Regions from separate parts of the Homo sapiens genome. Here region 2 is linked to region 1. Evidence: read pairs that join two places in POLR2A ChIA-PET (ENCODE). Cell type or tissue: Panc1. All regions are shown on one strand. Each heading gives the region's core, and the rest is flanking DNA. Links, peaks and the distances in the headings are about the cores only. Region 1 overlaps OPHN1 (oligophrenin 1). Region 2 overlaps OPHN1 (oligophrenin 1).

Region 1 (4,397 bases), core at 325-4,324:
TATATGGATTCTAATTTTTACTATTTTTTTGAATATTTAAATTATTCATATTTAAAAATTACTTTTTGGAGTGTAATATAATCCTAGATCTTACAGAAGAGAACCCACTTATTTGCCTTGACTGCTGCCTGGCTCTCATATTGGTTTCCTAGTGTGGTTTATAATTTTCAACTGTGAAGTTCTGGGTGGCAGTTGTTTCTTTGGGATTCCCTTATGTGCCCTGGGTTATAGAGGTGTTCTTATGGGGCATTTTTTTTTTCCTCTTCTTAGAGCTTGCGTGGTGCTGGTTCAGGATTAGTTTTAAAATTAACTTTTAGAAACCTTTGTGAGCAGTATAAACTTGAACTCTAATTAGCAAAAGCTTGTGGTTCTGGATAACTTTATTTTACCACAATGGGAGACTCTCTAGTGTATTCCTACAGTGTCATATGCCAGTAGACCTCATGAAGGGACCTCATTCCAAGCTCCCAGCTCCTAAGTAATGTCCCTTTGCCTGCTGATAAAATTCCAACTACCACATATAGTCAATTCTTGTTATTCATGGTAGTTATGCTCTGTAAAGTCAATGTAAACATTTAGTTAGTGAATACTGAACCATTTCTCCTAGAGGAAATACAGGGTTAGGTACCTGTGAGCCTCTCCACGTTTTCAGCAGCCATCAATACATAAACTTGTTTTACCTGGTTTCTGTTTAAAGACCCCATATTTTATCATATATATAGTTGATTCATTAACATTGAATTCATGGCTAACAGCACTAGAAGCTGTGGCTGAACGAAGCTTATCTAGCACCTACTTGTTTTCTCTGTAAGGATGTCTCAGCCTTCTTTCCTTTAGGACCACCAGATAGTACTTCAGCACTATGCTAAGGGGCCATGTTAAACAGCTAACCCATCAACAAGAAGTAGAAAAATGTGACAAATGTGGCACTAAATAGACCAGGAAAAGGACAATTGTTTTATAGTATGAGAGCTGAAACAAGAAGGCAGTATCCCCCTTTTCAAGCTCAGAATGTATATATTGGTGACTCACATTTTTCATAGCTATTTGCATGTCCATGAATGAGTGGGCAAAATGTCGTAAGTATTGATTTTGGTGTTGCAAGTACATTTTATTGACTAGGCAAATTTGCAAATATAGAATCCGTAAATAATGAGAACTGAGTATATCTAGTTCTAATCTCTCTACTGCCTCAGCTGCTGCTCTCTGTTATGGCTTTGAATTTGTTCTTCATTTCTAGTACTTGGGAGCTTCTTTTTCTTGCTTTCTCAGTTTGCTATGTATTTTAAAAATACACACATGTTTGTTGCCCTTTTACCCAGTATTTTTATGTATTTGGATTAGGAGGAAGATATTTTGGTTAAATCAATCTGATTTATAGAGTAGCTACTTCATTTACTCATTTTAAAAAGGAAAAACATATACTCAAGAGTGTTAAAGAGAAGAGACCTTGAGGATTATCTTGTTTATTGGTTCTTAACATGGGTTTCTTAGGGCATCTGGAACTGTAGAGATTGTACAGAAGTTTATGTTACATATATCTTTCTGGGAAGAAAGTATTTTTTATATTCTCAAAGGGGTCTATAACCCTTTAAAAATGCAAGAACCAGGCTGGGCGCAGTGGCTCACACTTGTAATCCCAACACTTTGGGAGGCCAAGACAGGAAGATTGCTTGAGCACAGGAGTTTGAGATCGGCCTCCTCAATATAGTGTGACCCTGTCTCTACAAGAAAAAAATAAAAAAATAAATAGCCAGGTGTCATGGCGCACAGCTGTAGTCCCAGCCACTCAGGAGGCTGACGTGGGAGGATCACTTGAGCCCAGGAGGTTGAGGCTGCAGTGAGCTGAGATCATGCCACTGCACTCCAGCCTGGGCATCCGAGCTAGACCCTGTCTCAAAAAACAAAAAAACAAGTGCGAGAACCACTGTCCTAGTCTAGTTTCACTTCAAATTTATAGGCTAACTGCGTATATCCTCATTAGTTCATATCAGTCTAGTTAATAGCAACGTTAGCCAAATTTTAAAATAAAAATAACTACATTTAGAAAGTGATTTATTTTCTTTTCTTTTTTCTTTTCTTTTCTTTTCTTTTTTCTTTTCGTGAGATGGGGTCTCACTCTGTCACCCAGGCTGCAGTGCAGTGGCACAGTCTCAGCTCACTGCAACCTCTGACTCCTGAGCTCAAGTGATCCTCCCATCTTAGCCTCCTGAGTAGCTAGAACCACAGGCACACACCACCACGCCTGCCTGATTTTTTGTATTTTTGGTAGAGACGGGGTTTCACCATGTTGGCCAGGCTGGTCTCGAACTCCTGAGCTCAAGTGATCTGCCTGCCTCAGCCTCCCAAAGTGCTGGGATTACAGGCGTTAGCCACTGCCGCACCCAGCCAATTTATTTTTTGTGAAAGAACTTCACCATGACATCTTATTTTAATCCCCCCACAAGCCAATGAGGTATATGATATTATGTTTCTTTCACAACTGTAGGAACTAAAGGGAAGCCACAGTAACTGGTAAGTAGTAGCATTTTTTTGTTTTTGATTAATTGAGGCCCAGGGAGGCAAGTTAACTTGCCCAAACTCATGAAACTGATTTGTTCCAGAGGCAAGACTAAAACTCCTGTCTTAGTGATATTTCCACTACCTCATTTTGCTTTGGAAAAGCACATAACCTTACCAGGTGGTAATGTGATGAGTCATTGAAACTAATAAATTCATAAGTATAAAGGGATGCATGTGTTAAGAGAACATTTTTTATTTCAAACTGAAAGTAGTCAAAACCACAAAGCCTAGGAATCCCTCGGGCATTTTTATTGTGTAATCTGCTTTAGAATTAGAGTTGCATCCATGAAGTTTTGAGTCATATTGAAACTTAGCTACCTAAGTTTCTTCCCAGTTAAAAACTAGGTGCAAATGGAGTTATACACAATACAGGTAAATATATATACCTGTACTTGTAGATAACGTTTTATACATGTTTTCCTGTTCTATACATGTTGCATTGTAGTTTGTCTCCTCTATAAGTGGAAACTAATTAGGACTTGAGCTTCATTATTTCCTTTTCTTGATACACCCTTTTTCCACTCCCTGGGTTGATCAGTACCTTTGGCACTAATATCTCAGAACAATTTTCTATAGGTTATCCTTATGCAGCTTTTATGGCATAATGGATTACTGGCACAATTCACATGGAGTTTCGTATATCCATTCGCTATAAATTCCTTTTTTTTTTTTTTTGTTGACATAGGGTCTCGCTCTGTCACCCAGGCTGAAGTGCAATGGCATGTGATCTCACCTCACTGCAACCTCTGCCTCCCGGGCTCAAGCAATTCTCCTGCCTCAGCCTCCTGAGTAGCTGGGACTACAGGTGCACACCACCATGCTCGGCTATTATTATTATTATTATTTTTTTTTTGGTAGAGACAGGGTCTCACAATGTTGCCTAGGCTGCTCTTGAACTCCTGAGCTTCAGGCAATCCGCATGCCTCAGCTTCCCAAAGTGCTGGGATTACAGGCGTGAGCCACCACATCTGACCCACTCTATAAATTCCTAATGTAATACAGCTATAGTAATGAAACTGTAAGCTGTGCTAAATTTTTGCAACATTTATTTAATATTCCTGGGACCACTGAAATGGTAGTAAACTGCTTATATATTAAAGTGGATTTTGGGGCTGGGTGCAGTGGCTCATACCTGTAATCCCATCACTTTGGGTGGCCAAAGTGGGAGGATCACTTGAAGCCAGGACTTCAAGACCAACCTGGGAAACAAAGCAAGGGTCTGTCTCTACAAAAAATTTTAGAAATTAGCTGGGTGGAGTGGTGTGTGTTTGTAGTCTTAGCTATGTGGGAGGCTGAGGTGGGAGGATCACTTGAGCCCGGGAGGTCAAGGCTGCAGTGAGCTGCAATCATGCCACTGCACTCCAGCCTGGGTGACACAATGAGACCCTGTTTCAAAAAAAGAAGATGAATTTGGGGAAAAAGTAGATTTAATTTTTCGGACAGCTTCCATCTATTAAATTAGACCTTTAGAAATTAAAAAGTTGATTTACTCTTTTAAAGTCATACATTCATTTGGCTAACATTGACGACCTACTTTATACTGGACATTATTTTAGATTTTGAGATTATGGATAAGAAAAGCTTTTCTTTTCTCTGAAGCAGCTCATGTATTTTCCTTCTCCTTCATTCTTGCTCCCCTTCTTTGTATCTCCCAACTTCCCATTCCAGTTAGTTACTGATTCCTCCCCAATCTTTCGATAAAGTTTGTTATAATCTAATGCCTAGAATCTTTTTCTAACATTTGCTCCAGTAACGAGTAGTAGTCAGCTCCAGTAATGAAGAGCTCATTATCTTTACCTGGCTTCCCCCTAAAAGCAGAGAGAGCTTGATGCAGA
Region 2 (4,397 bases), core at 272-4,271, 94 kb before region 1:
ATGATTTTAACAACTTTTGTTACTTCATATTGGTGGAATCATACAGTATTTGTCTTTTGTGACTGGCTTATTTTGCTTGACATTCTCAGAGTTCTTTCACGTAGCATGTGTCAGAACTTCTTTTCTTTCTTTTTTTGGTTTATTCTTTTTTAAGTTTCTATTCTCCTACCCGAATGTGTCAGAATTTCATTCCTTTTTAAGGCTGCATAATTATTCCTTTGTATGTATATATACCGCATTTTGTTTATCCTTTTACCCATCAATGAACATTTGGGTTGTTTCCAACTCTTGGCTATTGTGAATAATCCTGCAGAGTACATAAGTGTGCAAATACACCTTTGAGATCCTGCTTTGAATTCCTTTGGGTATGTACCCAGAAGTGGGATTGCTGGATTATATGATAATTCTATTTAAAAGTTTTGGCCAGGCGCAGTGGCTCACACCTGTAATCCCAGCACTTTGGGAGGCCAAGGCAGGCAGATCATGAGGTCAAGAGATGGAGACCATCCTGGCCAACATGGTGAAACCCTGTCTTTACTAAAAATACAAAAATTAGCTGGGTGTGGTGGTGCATACCTGTAATCCCATCTACTCGGGAGGCTGAGGCAGGAGAATCGCTTGAACCTGGGAGGCGGAGGTCGCAGTGAACCGAGATCATGCCACTGCACTCCAGACTGGCGACAGAGTGAGACTCTGTCTCAAAAAAAAAAAAAAGTTTTTAGGAACCACCATACTGTTTTCCATAATGGCTGCACCATTTTGGCATCCCATACCAATTCTCTGAAATAGGTAGAGTTGTTATCATTAAGCCTATTGTGCAGATAAAGAAGCTGAATGACTTACATATATACAAAGTTACGCAGCGGTAATGTAAAACTGAGACTTCAACCCAGGTCTCCTGGCTCTGCATTCAGCATCTCATTTCCTCTTATCTTACTCTTCTGCTTGTGCCACCCCTCCAGCGCTCCTCAGACATGACTGTGGCACTTCACTTTTAGCATTTTTCTGAGTCTAGATGGTACAACTGTTTCCTTTGCTCAAGAAATGCCCTCCCCATCAAGCAGTACATCTCGTGCAGTACCTGAGTTCAGAATGCTGCCTCTGTTTAGACTCACCATTGCCCTTTTGCCTTGTTCTCTTGAGCCTAGGATCGTACACAAGGCACATTTGAGGAAGCAGCCAATTGGCACGGCTCTGTGAGTCTCTACAGCAGTAGGTCTATGATAGGGACGTTTATTTTTTAAAGTCGAAAGGCACAATTGCTCTTTGATTTAGTTGCTGAACACTGACCCCCTGCTTAGATTTCTGCAAATTGAAAGCAGCTATCATTTCAACATCAACACCTTCAAAAAGAAAACACGCTTGCACATGCTCAAAAAATTGCTGATCTGTAGGGAAGAGTAGCAATTCCAAAAAAGAAGGCATATGATTTTTATCTTTCAGTAGTAATTAACACTACCCTTCTCTCTAGGAAAGCTTCCTGCCAGGAGTTGTGTCTCCTCTCTGAGTTTAAACTTATTTGCTGCCTTTTTCCTTCCTAGAGATCATCTCAATATTCTATTCCACTTAAAGGCATTTGACACCGGTTCTGTATCTGGGCTCTGAGGCTAATGGTATGAAAGCTTCCAAGACAAACTCCCAAAACTGTAGATTCCTGAATCAAGTGTCTTGCTGGAGTCTGTAGACTTGAAACATTTGGCAGCTGTGCTGCTTTTCCTATTTAACACACAGGGACATTTGGCGGCTAGGACTGTATCTTAATTCTCCATCTTTGGCTTTGCTTTCTTCATCATCTTCCCATCTCACCCATTTCTGATTTGTGCAGTGTTGGCTTGTTCAAATTCTGATCTTTTAGGACACTGTCATTCTTTCTAGGCAGGCTATCAAAATGTTCAGTCTTTACTTCAGATACTCCTGTACACCTCAGATTACACCTCTCTGTGAAAACCTCTCCCCCAATTTTATCTTTTAACGTGTGAGTATGTGCCTATGTTTGTTTTTCTCGGAGAGAAAGATGGTATCTCCCTAGAGTTTAGTTGACTCCCAAAGTTTAAAAACTACTGGCCATATGTGGAACCTGTCTTGGCCCTTTCCATTATCACAATGCCTCAAGTCATTTGCAAACCTGACCTGATAAGCACTCTTCTGAAGATTTTATCAGGACCTATTTCTTTGGTTTCTGGTTCTTGATATGGCACTACCTATAACTCTAACTGGGCTGTTTGAAGAGAACAGATCATGAGGCCCATCAACATAAGATATGCAATAAGATTTCTTTATACTTGGGGTTTAATGATTCAGTTCATACTGACATTAGGCATTATTTACTTTGCCTTTGCTTTGAGTCAAAATCCGGCTAAGCATTTTCCCCACATCCTACTGACTTCTTTATTTTGGTTCATGGTATTTGTAGCCTACCAGTTGGCAAGAATGGAAACCTCAAAGACAGGCTCTTCTCTTTTCTTCTCTTCCTTCTCTTCTCTTCTCTTCTTTCTCTCTTCTTCTTCTTCTTCTCCTTCTCCTTCTCCTCCTTCTTCTTCTTTTTCTTCTTCCTTCTCTTTCTTTCTCTCTTTTCTTTTCTTTTCTTTCTCCCTTCTTTCTTCTCCCCTTCTTTCTTTCTTTCCTCTCTCATGACCCTTACATCCAATAAATGCCTAAGTCTGGTAGATTTACCTCCAGCAGTGTCTTTTGCATTCGTCTCCACCTTTCTCTTGCTCCTTCTTACTGCTACATTTCAAACACTTTTCACTTTTTGCCTGAGAAAACACTAGCCGCCAACTTCTATCCCTTTCTCCTTCGGTTCATTCCATACTGATTCCAGATGAACTGTTTGAAACTAAAGCACTCATCATGCCACTTCCTGTTCAGAAACCTTCAGTGGTTTTCCACACTGCCGGCTTCCTCAAGAAAAGAGTGTGCAGCCTGACCTTCAAGGTTTTCCAGATTATGGGCCTAAGGGTCTTCCAGCATCATCTCCTCTTACTTCCCTTTATATCTTTGGCTATCAAGCTAAATTGGACTCTGCACTGTTCTGCAAACCTGTGTTCAGCTCTGGTTCTCCTCGGTCTCTTTTGCTCAGGCCATTCTTTTTTCCTGGAATGCTCTTACCCCCATACATCTCTGTTTATTGAAGTCTGCCCATCATGCAAGGCCCATCTCAAATCTTACCTTTTCCTTGCATTCTTCCTAGATCTCCCCAACCGAATATGATTTCTTCCTCATTTGAACTCTCTTGGGACAATCTACATCTCCTGATGTTTGTATAATGCTTGGTATTATGCACTCATCTTCACTACTACATTGGATGCTCTTGGAAGATAAAAGTTGTCTCTTAGTAGTCTTGTATCACTGTACAATTGTGTTACTGTACAATTGCGTTACTGTACAATTGTGTTACGGTACAATTTGAAACTTAGGGCCTTGTGTGTATCAGGCTTTTAGAAAGTATTTGTGGAATTGAGTAGAGTTTTATTTAGCTTTCTTTGTAATCCTGGTAGTCTATCTAGAATCTTTCTAGAGCGGGCCAAATGCCACCACCTTTGAGGATATCTTCTCAGTTAGAATTAACCCTTTGTTCCTTGATGTTCACTTACATGTTGTTTACACTGTACTTGTAGCTGTCTGTCTCATTACTAAGTTAGCTGTATTGTGAATATCTCCCTTCCTTCTTTGGAGAGGGATTGGTTCTGATTTATTACTGTATATCTAATATGGTTTGGATTTGTGTCCTCACCCAAATCCCATGTTGAATTGTAATCCCCAATGTTGAAGGTGGTGCCTGGTGGGAAGTGAAAGGATCATGGTGGCAGTTTCTTGTGGTTTAACACCATCCTCCTTGGTGCTGTCGTCATGATAGTGAGCTCTTGTGAGAGCTGATTTTTTAAAAGTGTGTGGCACTTCCCCACCTCTTCTTGCCCCTGCTCTGGCCATGTAGGATGTGCCTGAAAGAAAAAATAACAACAACAAAAGACATGCCTGGCCAGGTGCAGTGGCTCACACTTGTAATACCAGCACTTTAGGAGGCAGAGGCGGGTGAATCATCTGAGGTTGGGAGTTCGAGACCAGCCTGGCCAACATGGCGAAACCCTGTCTTTACTAAAAATAGAAAAATCAGCCAGGCATGGTGGTGCACGCCTGTAATCCCAGCCACTCAGGGGACTGAGGCAGGAGAATTGCTTGAGCCCAGGAGTCGGAGGTTGCAGTGAGCCGAGATCATGCCACAGCACTCCAGCCTGGGCAACAGAGCGAGACTCCATCTCAAAAAAAAAAGAAAAAAGAAAAAAGAAAAAAAAGAGAGAAGAAAGACGTGCCTGCTTCCCCTTCGCTTTTCCCCATGATTGTAAGTTTCCTGAGGCCTCCTTAGAAGCAGAAGCCACTATGCTTCCTGTACAGCCTGC

The links. Peaks named below come from ENCODE experiments on the same cell type or tissue, not always from the same donor. Only the 100,000 strongest peaks of a DNase experiment are listed, where the experiment ranks them.
Region 2: POLR2A ChIA-PET joins it to region 1 with 5 read pairs; 2 of 35 experiments call an interaction of 5 or more read pairs at or near these places.

The regions. Positions count from the first base shown.
Region 1 is chrX:68,306,299-68,310,695 of GRCh38, reverse strand. All of the region lies in intron 2 of OPHN1 (oligophrenin 1), which reads left to right. Among named protein-coding and RNA genes, the nearest start is that of OPHN1, 120 kb to the left of the region's middle. In Panc1, for the core only: no CTCF peak of the experiment used is centred there; a DNase peak (open chromatin) is centred at 2,746; H3K27ac peaks cover 515 bases.
Region 2 is chrX:68,400,482-68,404,878 of GRCh38, reverse strand. All of the region lies in intron 2 of OPHN1 (oligophrenin 1), which reads left to right. Among named protein-coding and RNA genes, the nearest start is that of OPHN1, 31 kb to the left of the region's middle. In Panc1, for the core only: no CTCF peak of the experiment used is centred there; no DNase peak of the experiment used is centred there.